Linked DNA regions of Mus musculus: regions 2 and 3 are each linked to region 1. A link is a contact called in ENCODE POLR2A ChIA-PET data. All regions are on one chromosome and are shown on one strand. Each heading gives the region's core, a stretch centred on a gene start or an enhancer-like site at or near the end of the contact. The rest is flanking DNA. Distances are from core to core; before and after follow the strand shown. Region 1 holds the start of Vkorc1l1 (vitamin K epoxide reductase complex, subunit 1-like 1). Region 2 holds the start of Asl (argininosuccinate lyase). Region 3 holds the start of Sumf2 (sulfatase modifying factor 2).

Evidence for each region. ChIA-PET counts read pairs that join two places held with the same protein, here RNA polymerase II (POLR2A).
Region 2: POLR2A ChIA-PET joins it to region 1 with 11 read pairs in Patski. The contact joins the promoter of Asl here to the promoter of Vkorc1l1 in region 1. POLR2A ChIA-PET finds 5 or more read pairs at or near these places in 2 of 5 experiments (Patski and embryonic stem cell).
Region 3: POLR2A ChIA-PET joins it to region 1 with 13 read pairs in Patski. The contact joins the promoter of Sumf2 here to the promoter of Vkorc1l1 in region 1. POLR2A ChIA-PET finds 5 or more read pairs at or near these places in 2 of 5 experiments (Patski and embryonic stem cell).

The regions. Positions count from the first base shown.
Region 1 is chr5:129,940,261-129,944,485 of GRCm38, reverse strand. It overlaps Vkorc1l1 (vitamin K epoxide reductase complex, subunit 1-like 1), which reads right to left and starts at 2,377. Exons shown (of 3, transcript NM_027121.4): 1 at 2,121-2,377. The coding sequence starts at 2,314.
Region 2 is chr5:130,021,543-130,025,720 of GRCm38, reverse strand. It overlaps Asl (argininosuccinate lyase), which reads left to right and starts at 1,340. Exons shown (of 17, transcript NM_133768.5): 1 at 1,340-1,427; 2 at 1,625-1,679. The coding sequence starts at 1,668. It overlaps Gm40334 (a long non-coding RNA gene), which reads left to right. Exons shown (of 3, transcript XR_868562.1): 3 at 527-593.
Region 3 is chr5:129,845,087-129,849,301 of GRCm38, reverse strand. Sumf2 (sulfatase modifying factor 2) reads right to left here and starts at 2,312. Exons shown (of 9, transcript NM_026445.2): 1 at 2,216-2,312. The coding sequence starts at 2,306. Cct6a (chaperonin containing Tcp1, subunit 6a (zeta)) reads right to left here. Exons shown (of 13, transcript NM_009838.2): 12 at 3,647-3,719; 13 at 2,859-3,554. The coding sequence ends at 3,482.

The sequences.
Region 1 (4,225 bases), core at 1,128-3,627:
AAGATAGCTACAGTGTACTTATATATAATAAGTAAATAAATCTTTAAAAAAAAAAGAAAAATTCTAAAGTTGGTAATAATTATAAATATATTTCATATTAACCTATCCAGTCATTTTTATTTCATGGTTTCTAAGTATTTGAAATATGCTCCTGCATGCTTTTTTTTATTCTGCATTCATTCATTCAATTTGGGGTGTTAAAAACTTAAGTTTAAAAATTCTTTCCAAAGCCGGGCGGTGGTGGCGCACACCTTTAATCCCAGCACTTAGGAGGCAGAGGCAGGCGGATTTCTGAGTTCAAGGCCAGCCTGGTCTACAGAGTGAGTTCCAGGACAGCCAGGGCTATACAGAGAAACCCTGTCTCAAAAAGAAAAAAAAAAAAAAATCCTTTCCAAAGGTGCAAAGAACATTTAAAAATGTGAATGTGTGCATAAAATATACTTGGTGGGCTCAGTGAGAGGACTCAGCTGGTAAAGATGCTTGCCAGCAAGCCTGATGACCTGAGTTCAATCCCTAGGACCCATCTGGTGGGAAACTGACTCCCACATGTTGTCCAATGACCTCCATAAGTGTGTGTGCTACCCCACTCCCAACATAAATATGTGCAATAGAAGCACGATACACTTAGTGGTTCTCAAGGTGTCTAGTCTAAAAGAAAGTCTAGGAGGCCTCAACCTGGATGCAAATAAAACTCCTGAGGGCTCTTCATCACAGATACATTCTGCACTATAAACTCAATGCATTTAAAAAAAAAAAACAAAACTGCTTAATGAGGCCATAATGACAACCATTTTTCTACTAAAAAGTTACAGGAATTCCACTTATAAGCACGAGCTAGCCTAGCCTAGCTGGTCTATGAAAAGGGCTAAGTGGGAAAGATCAACAGCCTTAAGTTTGCAGATAAGAAACTCCAACCCTAGCTTCTTCAAATACTCCTCCACCAATATGGAGGGCAAAATAAACTAGTGAGCTATATACATTTGTGTCTCCCTAGCATTTATCAAAAGGAGGGAATGTAGTGAAATGTTAAGCACTGTTAACAAACATCAAAATATTAGGGGTAGGACTCTCTATTAAAATGTCAAACTATCTATTCTGCAATAATTCTTTTCACTTTTGCTGGTTTTGATGACTGCTATCAGTTTTTTAAAAAGCCTTTTTTAAAAGTGTAAAATACTTTTTTCTAAGAAAAAAAGCTAGCACACTACATAAAATGTTAACAGGAAAAAAAATCGATGGTATTTTCAAGAAACAAAAAATTGTTTAAATAAACCTGCTTAGCAAAGTTTCGTAAATCTAATCTCTTGCGGATTATTCCGCTAATACTAATCAGCAACATGTAAAAGTCATTCTAAGTCACCCACGGTGGTGCATGCTTGTATTTCCCTACTCAAAAGACTGAGGCAGGGGAATAGCTGTAGAGGTTATAGTCCGATGAGTTTCAGGCCAGTGTGGGTCACAACTCAGATCCTTTCATAAAATAACAGTCATCGTAGTACCTAAAATATCACTATACACAAGGTACTCATCGTTTACTCTAAACTTAAAGTAGACCCGAACTCTGGCCATTTTCCCCCTGCTGGGCACACTTCGTGAAATACACAAGGGAGAAAAATCCAAGAAATCAGATAGGGTTAAGTGCTGGTACCTTCCTCTTCCAGAGTAGGGTCAAATGCGTGTCTACCCGCAAATGTCACTGTCGCCTCCAGAAGGCTGCCAATTCTCCTTAACTCTGAGTACAAAGAGGCCTGAGCACCGAAAACACCTGTCCCGAACAACCCAGAGGATAGTGATAAAAGCCACCGGACATATAGCCCCGGGGTAGCAGAGGTCCCAAGACCCCGGGGATGAATGCTGGCTTCGCCGATCTCTGCATCGGGGGTCTTCACACGCCTCTCTCGGCGACAACAGGGAGAAAAGTCACACCGGCCAGGACGCGCCCGCGCCCTCCCGGCTGCACTGTGCCACCTCATCCCGGAGGCCTGCCCTCAGCCGCCGCCCCCCGGTCACCGCCGTCCGGGTCGCGGCCCGGGCCCCGCTCTCTCAGGCCGGAGCTCCCCGCGCGCTCCCCGCCCCCCGCCGCCGCCCGCGTCGCGCTCCCCTCACTCAAGCCGGGCTACCTGGAGGCCAGGGCGGCGGAGCACTTCACCCAGGGCCCCAGGTCGCAGAGGGCCCGGTGCTCCGGGTCCCTCTCCTTCTCCCGCTCCACGTGGTAGGCGTAGATGGAGAGCAGGATCCCGGCGGCGCACACTGCATACCGGGCCACCCGTTCCCAACGCGGCACCGACACTCTCAGCAGGACGGGCGCCGCCATCTTCCCCCCTCCGCCGCCGCCGCCGCCTCCCTCCGCCTCCACCTCAGACGCCGCCGCCCGTCGGGGCCCGACCCAGCCGCCGCCGCTGCCGCCACCGCCTCCGCCGCCGCCGCCGCCGCCGCCACCACCGCCGCGCCCCATTGGCTCGGTCGCCTCCTCCGGGCCCCGCCCCCACAGGCGCGCGGCCCAACCGCCCCGAGAGGAGTGAGGCGGACTGGGCGGGGAAGGCGCGCGCGGACACAGAGGGAGGGGCGGAGCGCGCAACCGCCAGGGAGGCGGTGCGGCGCATGCGGAGGGCGGGGTCTGAAAGAGGGAAGGGCTTGAGGAGGGGCGGAGCTTGACCAGAATTGGGGCGGAGCGAGAAAGCCGCTCATAAGTGTGGAGGGAGGAGGCGGAGCGCGCAACAGCGGGGAGGTGGTGCGGCGCATGCGGAGGGCGTGGCTGACGGTGGGCGTGGTTTGATTTTAAAGGGGCGGGTGGGAAAACCGCGCGCGGGCGGGGAAGAGGCGGAGGTTGTAAGCAGCCAGGGTTGCGTGGCGCAAGTGAAGGGTGGTGCTGAGAAATGGGGTTCGTTACACTGGAGGGCGCGGTCAGAAGGGAGGCGGAACAAGGTGGGGCGGGAGCGAAGGGAAGGGGCGGAGCGCAAAAACTCTGGTGTGCTGGATGGGGCAGGGGCGTGACCAGGAAGGATGAGGGGTGTGGCCTAGGAAAGGGGTGAGGCGAGAGGTGGTTTGGCTTAATCTTAGGGTCTGTTACAAGGGATCGATTTCAAAGATACTACTACAATGCTTGACTGGGCAAGCCCTTGGCTCCTGGTAGCAATCAGTTGCCTTTCTGCACACACACACATTTCCGTCGTTATCACTTGATATTTCTTATCCAATCCAAATTGTCCCTGACCAATGGCTCCAGAGCTCCAGAGACACGTTTGTGTGACATGATCTTCCCCAGGCACCACCTCCAGGCGTCTTGTGTTCAACATGTGAGAAACTTTTTTCTTAAATGCGCAAAACTATTTTTACATTTAAAAAAACCTATTTTTAAATGGGTTCATGAATACTTCTCTATAATTTGGATTTGATGTGGCTTTAACATAATCCATACTAAAAGGATAAAAATGAACTTTAAAAAAAAAGCTCAAAAACTTGGAAAAAGGGAAATCAGAAGAAAACGAAACGTGAGGAGGTCATAGAGGCTTGCAAAATTGTTAAAATTGAGCCATAACTGATTCTGAGCTTCCTTGCTGTCAAAACTGGACAGGAAAACCCATGTAAGGATATCTGTGTCTACAAAGAAACAAGCTGTTGATGGAGATTGCTAGCTTTTGCTTCAATGCAGCTCTTAGGCTTTGGGGGCATCACCTAGTGATTTTGATTAATAAGTAATGTTCTTCAATTAATTATACAATGTTGGATAACAAATCACCCCAATTTTTTGCAGCTTTAAGCAAGCTAATAAACTGGGTGTCTGTTTGTTTTGTTTGGGGTTTTTTTTTTTTCATTTTCTCTGCGTCAGGAATCTTCCGGCTCAGTCTCTCCACCTTTCCCTCTCTCTTTCTCTTCCTCTCTACCTTGGATCAAATTAAGATGTGAGGCATGGCTGTAGTCATCTCAAACCCTGAGAGTCCTCTTTCAGGTTCTCTCCTATGGCAGTGAGAAGGCTGCAGGTCCTCCCTGGGCAGTAACAACAGCTCCAATTTACACCTCCAGAAAACACAGCTGGCTTCCATCCCACCCACCCAAAGTAAGGGGTTGAAGAAAACAAGTTTTAGCTCAACAGTAGAATACTTGACTAATACATGTAAAGCTCTAGGTTAAACCTCCAAAAAAGGAGAGAGAGGGAAGAGATGGGGTCAGAGTCTCTAAAAAGGACATTATTGATTTGTGTGTGTGTTCACATATGTGTGGGTAC
Region 2 (4,178 bases), core at 91-2,590, 82 kb before region 1:
GTTAGAATCCCTTTCTAGACTCTCTAAAGAATACCAACTGGACTACATCCCAACTTTGGGGGGGAGGTTTGTCCTTTTTTTTTGTACATTTATGTATGTAGTATGCATGCATGTGTATGTATCATGCATATGCATAGAGTGTAGAGGACAATTTGGTGAAGTCATTCTCTCTTTCCACTATGTGGGTCCTGGGATCAAAATCAGATTGTAAGATTTGACAATAAGCACCTTTACCCATTGAGGCACCTCACTGGATCCATCTTTTCTTTAGGTAGGCATTTATTTGGGGGTGGGGGAGGGGAGGTGTGCACCACTTGCCACAGAACATGTGTAGAGGTTGGAGAACAACCCTTTGGGGTCCATTCTTGCCTTTCCCCTTATTGAGGCAGGGCCTCTCTTATATTTGTCACTGCTCCAAGTTCCAGACTAGCTGGCCCCCACATTCCTCTAGTCTTCTCGCCCGTCTTGAGTAGAAATACTGAGACCACAGATGAGTCCCACAGCCGACCTTCTATATGATTTCCAGGGATCGAACTCAGCTGGCCAACCTTTCAAGGCTAGCTCTTGTGCTGAGCCATCTCTCTAAGCCCTGGATTCAAAGTCTTGACATTCCTACCTCAGGCTCCCGACTGCTGCGATCGCAGGTATGTGCTAACAGTTATCACAGGTAACTTAGCATTTAGCAGATATCTTTCCACAGCCTGACTGCCAGCCTTTTTTTTTCTTTCTTTTTTTTTTTTTTTTTTTAATTCCATAACCCAGGCTACCTTGAGCTGGCTTATGCAGCTCAGGATGACCTAGAACTTCTGACCCTCCTCCATCAATCTCCCGAAAGCCAGGACTACTGGCGTATACCACCATGCTTCATTAGTAGTCTGTATTGGCCTGGAACCTGAAGCAAGCCTTTTGCCTCAGCCTCCAGAGTACTGGTATAACCGGCATACAAAACCATACCTGATTTAGCATGATTTACCTCTGCCCCCTACTTTAAGACAAGGTCTCACTCTTTAGTCCCTGTTGCCCACCCCCAAGCCCCCTACCCCTACCCCCCACTCCCCACCCCGGCCGGCCTCTGCCTCCCAAGTGCTGAAACGGTTTTGAAACAGGTTCATCTGCAACCCAGGCCTGGAACCTCCAGCAATCTTCCTGCCTCAGCCTCCCGGGTGCTGCAGGGATGACAAACCTGTCGTCTGTCTTCACCTCAGCAAAGGTTTTGTGTGCTTGAACCTCAGTACAACTAGTGCTGACTCCCTGGAAATCACCTCTTCCTGCTGCTAGTAGCTTAGCCAGAGGTGGTCCCGCCCATAAGCGTGATTGATGAGTCACACCCACCTCTCCCAATTGGCTCTACTCTTCCAGGAGGCGGGGACAAGACAGAGGGGCAGCGGACGCCATCCGGACCAGAAAAAGCCAGGAGAGACCAGAAGGTAACCTGGTCCCTGAGTGTCTTGATCCACTAGGTCCAGGGAACGTGGGACAGAGGGAACAAACAAGAAGGAACGCGAAGTCTGTGGTGCGCTTGCTGAGTGCTGCCCACGTCCTGCAAGCCGAGCAGGTGTCCCAACTCCGTCCCTGCCCCGTAGACCTCCCGAGCCGAGTTGGTCAGTGTGGTCTTGTCTTCCAGATTCGTAAGACAGAAGCTCCAGGAGGAGGAGGAACCGCCCAACATGGCATCAGAGGTGTGTAGGACTGAGGGGACCTTGCAAAGGAGCGGGGAGGAACCAGTCGGGTTTAACCGCGTATGGGGGCCATCTCCTGCCACACAGACCTGCAGTGATCCTGAAATTCCCGACCACACTTCCAAAGACTGGCTTCACGTAGACTCAGGGATGTCCGCGTCGTTATCTGCCCATCCAGCGCCACCTAGTGGCTTATGTAATGATCTCACTATTGGCCACTATGTCGGGCGGTTTTCCCCGTTTTTTTTTGTTTTTGTTGTTGTTGTTTTGTAGTTTTTTTTTTTTTTCTCGTTTGTTTTTTGAGACAGGGTTCCCATGTGTAATCCTGGAACTCGCTCTGTAGACCAGGCTGGCCTCGACCTCAGAGATCCACCTGCTTCTGCCTCCCAGAGCGCTGGGATTAAAGGTATGAGCCACTGAGCCCTGCGTTTTCCCTTTTTAAAGAATTATTTTAAAATGTATATTTGTATGGATGTTTTGCCTGCATGTATAGACGTCTGTGAACCCCGGGGCTGGCTACTCCCTATGTGGGATCTAAAGGAATGGAGTTACAGATGTTTGAGAGCCACCATGTGGGTGAAGACCAAACCTCCATGCTCTTACTGGCTGAGCCCGGCTCTCCAGCCCCTGTTTTTCTTTCTTTGAGACAGTGGCTAACTTTTAGCCCAGGCTAGACTGGAATTCACCTCTACTCAGACTGGCCTTAAGCGTCTGACAAGTCACCTGCATCCACCTGCTGAGTGTTCAGATTCCGGGTGTGACCTACCACATGAAAGCTTTCCACTTTTTTTTTTTTTTTTTTTTTTTTTTAGCATTGTTTGTTCGTACATAAGTATGTCCATGTGAGCTCTCATACATGTGGTGATCAGAGGACAAAATGTGGGAGTGGATTCTCTTTTCAACAGGCTTGGCAGCAAGGGCCTTTACCCAGTTAGCTACCTCATCTTCCTTACATACCGCTTTTCACCCCACATCCTCTTGTCAGGCCCCACCCAATAGGATAACTCTCTCCTCCTATTCGCTTGTTCCCATGTATAGGAAAACTTGAGTCCCTAAATTGTCCTTGAGGTCCATCATATAGAACCGGCCAGGAGGGAGGGACCTCTCTCCGTGGCCCCAGTGACTCCCTAGGGTGTCGCTGTCCTCTCCTCTGGGCCAGGAATCCCTGGCTTGTCTTCCTATTTAGTGAAAGGTGTGCAAGATATAGGTCTCCCGTGGGCTTGGTTGGTTTAGCTGGTAAATGGAATGATGACAGCTATTGGGCTTCACCTGTAAGGAATGGATCTCAGAGTCATAGCTCTGAACTCTTAGGGAATGGAGGCTGTAGGGAAGCAGATGCCTGCATGTGTGGTCCCTTCTGGTCTTCGTTAGCTGGCAACTCACCTCCTTCCTCGTAGCTCATCATTCCGATTAAAGATTTAACTCACTTGAGTTACGACGGCCTGATCTGCTTAGCTGCTGGGTCATGCGGAGGGTCAGGAACAAGGGCTGGACTTTGGAGCCAAACAGATGTGATTTGTACACCAGGGTCCTTGACCTCTTAGTTCCTTTGTGAAGTAGGGGTGTTGGTGTCCACTTCATAAAAGGATGTAATTGCAGTACCATGTAATTGCAGCGGCCCATGCCTCTAAACCCAGCACTTGGGAGACAGAGGCAGGAGGAGCTCCATAAGTTCAAACCCAGCCTGGTCTATAGACTGAGTTCCAGGACAGCCAGGGCTACACAGAGAACCCCTGTCTTGAAAAACAAACAAAGAAAAAAAAAAAAACAAACAAACCCACACTATTAATCCTCCTACATCTGCCTCCCTAATGCTGGTATTACAAGTGAGTACCACTACACCCAGCTAACAGTAACTTTTCCGATGCTTCTCTTGTGCATTTAAACTGAATCTTACTCATTCCACTCGGCCCTTTTCCCCTTCTCCCAGGCTTCCAGCGTGCAGCAATACCCTCTCCATTTGTATTGGTCCAGCCTGAACCTATCTCCACAAGCCAAAACACATGGCTGGGGTTGTAGCTCAGTGGTGAAACACCAGCTTAGAATCTCTCACTAAGGGACTGGGCTATGACTCTGTGGTAGACCACCTGTGTCTCACAAACAAGGCCCTGGGTTAAATTCCAAATATAGGAATGGGTGGGGTCAAGGGGGAGTGTGTGTCTGGAAGCCTGCTGATGGAATTAGAGCTCAGAGTTCTGCACTCCTGGAACACAGTGGTCTGGGCTGCAGATGGCCTCAGCTTGCCTGAAGCCATTCTGTGGGTTGATACTAATTGTTCTGGCTGCTGTCCTGCTTATTAAGGAGTTGTTATTACCAACAAACCAGGCACAGAGGCCGAAAATCTGGAAAGGAAGGCAGTGGCAGGATGCTTCCTGGGCCTTCCCCTGCAGCCTCCTGACTTGTTTCTCCATACTGACTGTCTGGCCCTGACCCACAGGCCCCAGGGGCCCAGGGGGGAAGGGTGTTGAAGGAGATCCTTCGAAGGTCAGGTGTAGATCC
Region 3 (4,215 bases), core at 1,063-3,562, 95 kb after region 1:
CAGACATCAGCTTGCCTCTGCCTCCCAAGTGCTGGGATTAGTACGTAAGCCACTACACCACTCACACTTCATGCTGTTTCTTTCCCTCTCCCTTTGTACTGTTGAACACTTTACTGTTTTATTTTTGAGATGAAGGCTCATGCAGCCCAGGCCAGCTTAGAACTAGGTATCCAAGGATGATGCTGACTTCCTGATGACAGGGAACAGGTAGGTGTGTACCACTTGGCCCAGTTCATGTGATGCTGGGGATGGAAATCAGGTTTCACATTAAGCAAGCACTGTACAAATGAATCACACCCATAATTTATGTGCATATTACTTTTTTATTTTTGTGTGAGATAGGGTTTTTCTGCATGGCAATCTTTCTGATTTAAAAACAAAACAAAACAAAACAAAAAAACAACCCAAACAATTCTACAGCTCCTTCACCCCAGGGACCCTCCCATCTCTGCCTCACCAATGCTAAGATTGCAGGCATGTGGCACTGTGCCCCAGGCTCAAGAACTTGATGTGTGTGTCACAGGGAATTGAAACCAGGGTCTCACATATGCTATGTGGTGCTCGACCCTAGCTTCTCATTTTAAAATTAGTTGCTTTTTTCCCTTATTTTAGTTTTTGATGACAAGGTCACCCTACTCCCACCCCACTCCAACCCTGGGCTGGCCTGAAAAGAAATCACTATATAGATGGACTAGCCTTGCTTGGCAGTCACAGAGATCTACCTACCTTTGCCTCTCAAGAGATTAAAGGTGTATAAGCAACCAGACCCTGCTTTTCAGGGTCTTATATTTAACCCTCTTCTCATTCTGATACAATTCTACCCATCTCAAGAATAATCCCGAGAGGGCAAAAAAAACCGAGTGAGTAGGGAGATCTCAAATTAAAGGGGAATGAAATATCAAGCTGCAATATAAACTGTAGTTTGATTGTAATTTAACAAACTAACATTTTAAAAAATATTTTTAGGGTTGAGCAGTGGTGGCCCTTTAATCCCAGCACTTGGAAGGTAGAGGCAGGCATTTCTCTGAGTTTGAGCCCTGTCTGGTCTACAGAATGAGTCCAGGACAGCCAAGGATACACAGAGAAACTCTGTCTCTAAAAGCCAAAATTAAATTTTTTTTAAGGACCAGGTTAAATCTTCTGTCCTTTGCCAGTATCTGTACACTCACGGCACACAAACACATACATAAAAAGTGGACACCTCTAAGCCCCAGCATACAGAGGCAGAAACTGATGGATCTTTGTGATTTGAGGCCAGCCTGGTCTACATAGTGAGATTCTGTCACATAACAAACTACAATCTAAGACCATATTTTATGCCTTATAATCCCAATTCTAAAGAAGCTGTCGCTGGAGATCACAAGCTCAAGACAAGCTAGGGCTACACAGTCAAGACCTTTATACCAAAATAAATAAATAAATAATTAAATAAATAAATAACCCACCCTCACCCCCCCCCAAAAAAAAAAACCAAACCCCTAAACAAGGGGCCTCTGCGCCGTAGCTTAGCTGAGAGAGTGCTTGAATCTCTATGAATTTGAGGTTAGCCTGGTCTATGTTCCAGGCCAGACAAGGCGACATAGTTGAGCCTCTGCCTCAAGTATAAAATAAAATAGGATATTAGTATATAAGAGCTCCTGTTGCTCTCGAAGACGCTCCGTTTTCAGTCTCCAGCACCCAAGCAGTGGTTTATAACCATGTTTCTTCTGTTGTAGGGATCCAACCTGACCTCCGCCGGCACCAGACACCCTCGTGGTGCACCTATATACGAGGTTGCAAAACACTCATACACATAAAATATCCTAAGAAAAACTGAATCCAAAAGTAACTAGAGATAAAAGGTGCATTTAAACAACATTTTGAGTATCCGATTACTATGTATGTGACTTAAGCGTATCTTTAACTTTCAAAGCTTTCTACAAATAAAAGCTACGAGTCACACGAGTGCACCAGCTCAAGACATGGAAATGGAGAAAAGGAAAATCAGAATGCCTTACTCCCAACGCCCCAGACAGGGCTGAATACCAGAAGAGACCCTGCTTCAAAAAAAGAAAAAAAAAAAGAAAAAGTGCAGTTTCATGATGGCCAGCCCCAGCAAGTAGCCCGAGACCCTGCAAACCCCCTCCGAGGTTAGGGTAGCATCTAGAGCGCAGGATACAGTCACTTTCAGGTGTTCAAGGATAAGGGTGATATAGGCACAGAGCCACACACTGACCTAGCTGAAGCCTGGGGCAGGACAGGAGCCACAGCAGCAACACCGGAGGGAGCAAGGAACCCATGCTGGGGAACCAGAACTCAGAGCGCATGCGTCTGCTCGGGCGCTTCTTCGCGCCTGCGCACTCGCACTGACTCAGTGACCAATGGCAGGGCGCTCCTTGGGAGCTTGCCTGTCAGGCCCGCCCATGAATGAACACAGGCCCACACCCATCCTACTCTGATTTTATCTGACTGCTTTTGTGTGATGTTAACACCCTTGCAGGTCCAATGTGCTGCAGTCTCAGCTGGCTAGAAGTTGCCCACGGTGCTGGGCACTAACTGCCTGTCTGTGAGAACCAGTAGTACGTAGCTGAGCCAACTCTCCACCCAGATATTTTCCTCTATTCAGTTGAGCTGTTCACTCACTCACTGTGGAATACGGAGCCAGCCCCTCTCCCCAAGTATCACACATAAAATCAAGTACATGAAAACCAAAGAGATAAGCTGTTACAGGTATGATGCAAAACCAAGATAGAAAATAGCCTAAAAAATCTTGTTTCACCCAAACCCTTATTCTTCAACAACCGTCCTTTTGGCTGTTAAATGTGTAACTCTCTCAGCCTCTTGTGTTCCCATGTCTGGAAGTTGGGTGGCAGAGTTCTGACCTTCCAGCCTCCACGGAGTAACTTGGCTTTATTAGCTTTTCTGAAGCATTTTCAGTCATTTCAAGTGTGAATGATCCAGTAGCTTCACTCTTTAAGTATTTATTAGACATTATGAAACCCATAAATTACCCAGATGTGTTTTACACTGGCAAGGATCTTACATGTTTAACAGGGAGTTGGCTGGATAATTTCAAATACATCCACAACAAATTATTCTTTCGACCTGGGGTCTCCTGTAGCCTGAGTTGGCATAGAAATTCCGGACTATTTCCAAAGGGCTAGGCTTACAGGCATGTGTCACCATGCCTTATTTAGGAGAAAACCATTACAAACTTTCAAAGAACACTTACGGAACAAGGGTAGACAACATGCTTATCTTATGTAATTTTTGTATCGGTGTAGCTAAAACATCTTGTTCAGTGGGTTGAAAAAGAGCTGCTTTGAGTGTCTTCAGATACTCAAGGCAAAAATAAAATAAAATTTTACAGTATAATTTGAATAGGTGTCAAATGTCCCGTTTCTTTTCTCCAATCAGGAAGAGAAAATTTTTTTCCAAATCACTTGAAGCTTGGACAAAAATAACCATTCCCCCCAACATCCTGTAGTATCACAGGCAGGCCTCAACCCTTCAGAGAGGACATCCCAGCTCGCATGATCTCGTCGACCAGGAGAATGTTGGTGGCGATCACAGTACTGAAAAGGAGGAAGAGAGGACAGATGAGCTATCAACCCAAACTGCTGTGTCTGCCGCCCGCCCGCGAGCCGCCATGATCGTGTACACTCACCAGGAGTGTAGCAGCTGCTTCTTCACACAGTAGTTATCCCACACACCCATCTCTGCAGCCACCATCGGCTCACCTGCAAATAACCAAGAGCACCAAAGGCTTTTTTCATATATTTTATGAACCCTACCAATTCTAAAACAGAAAACATGGGCCAATTGAGACCATATTTTTTTTTCCTTTTCAAAAGATAAGAATTTTCTATACTACAGCGCAAGACAGCATCCAGGCTGCGGTCCTGTTGCCTCAGTTCTGAAAGGATCACAGGCTGCATCAGGTCAACCTCAGGGACTTTAAATACAAAGGAACAGTACTCTTCCATTAGTAACCAAGACTTCTCCAAACACTCTTAGCAATGCCTTACAGTCAGTGCTCACTGCTTAGCAGACTGCTGCACACTCTGCTCAGGACACACTGCTGTTGACGCACAACACATGCACTTTTGACTTCTCTCATTCCCAAATGTCTTCTATTAGGTTACTCACATAAGCTTTCTGCTTTTCCCACAGCACTGGTACCAAGATCCTCCTGTCACCCATCTTCCCCCACCTAGGTTTACCTCACAACCAAGC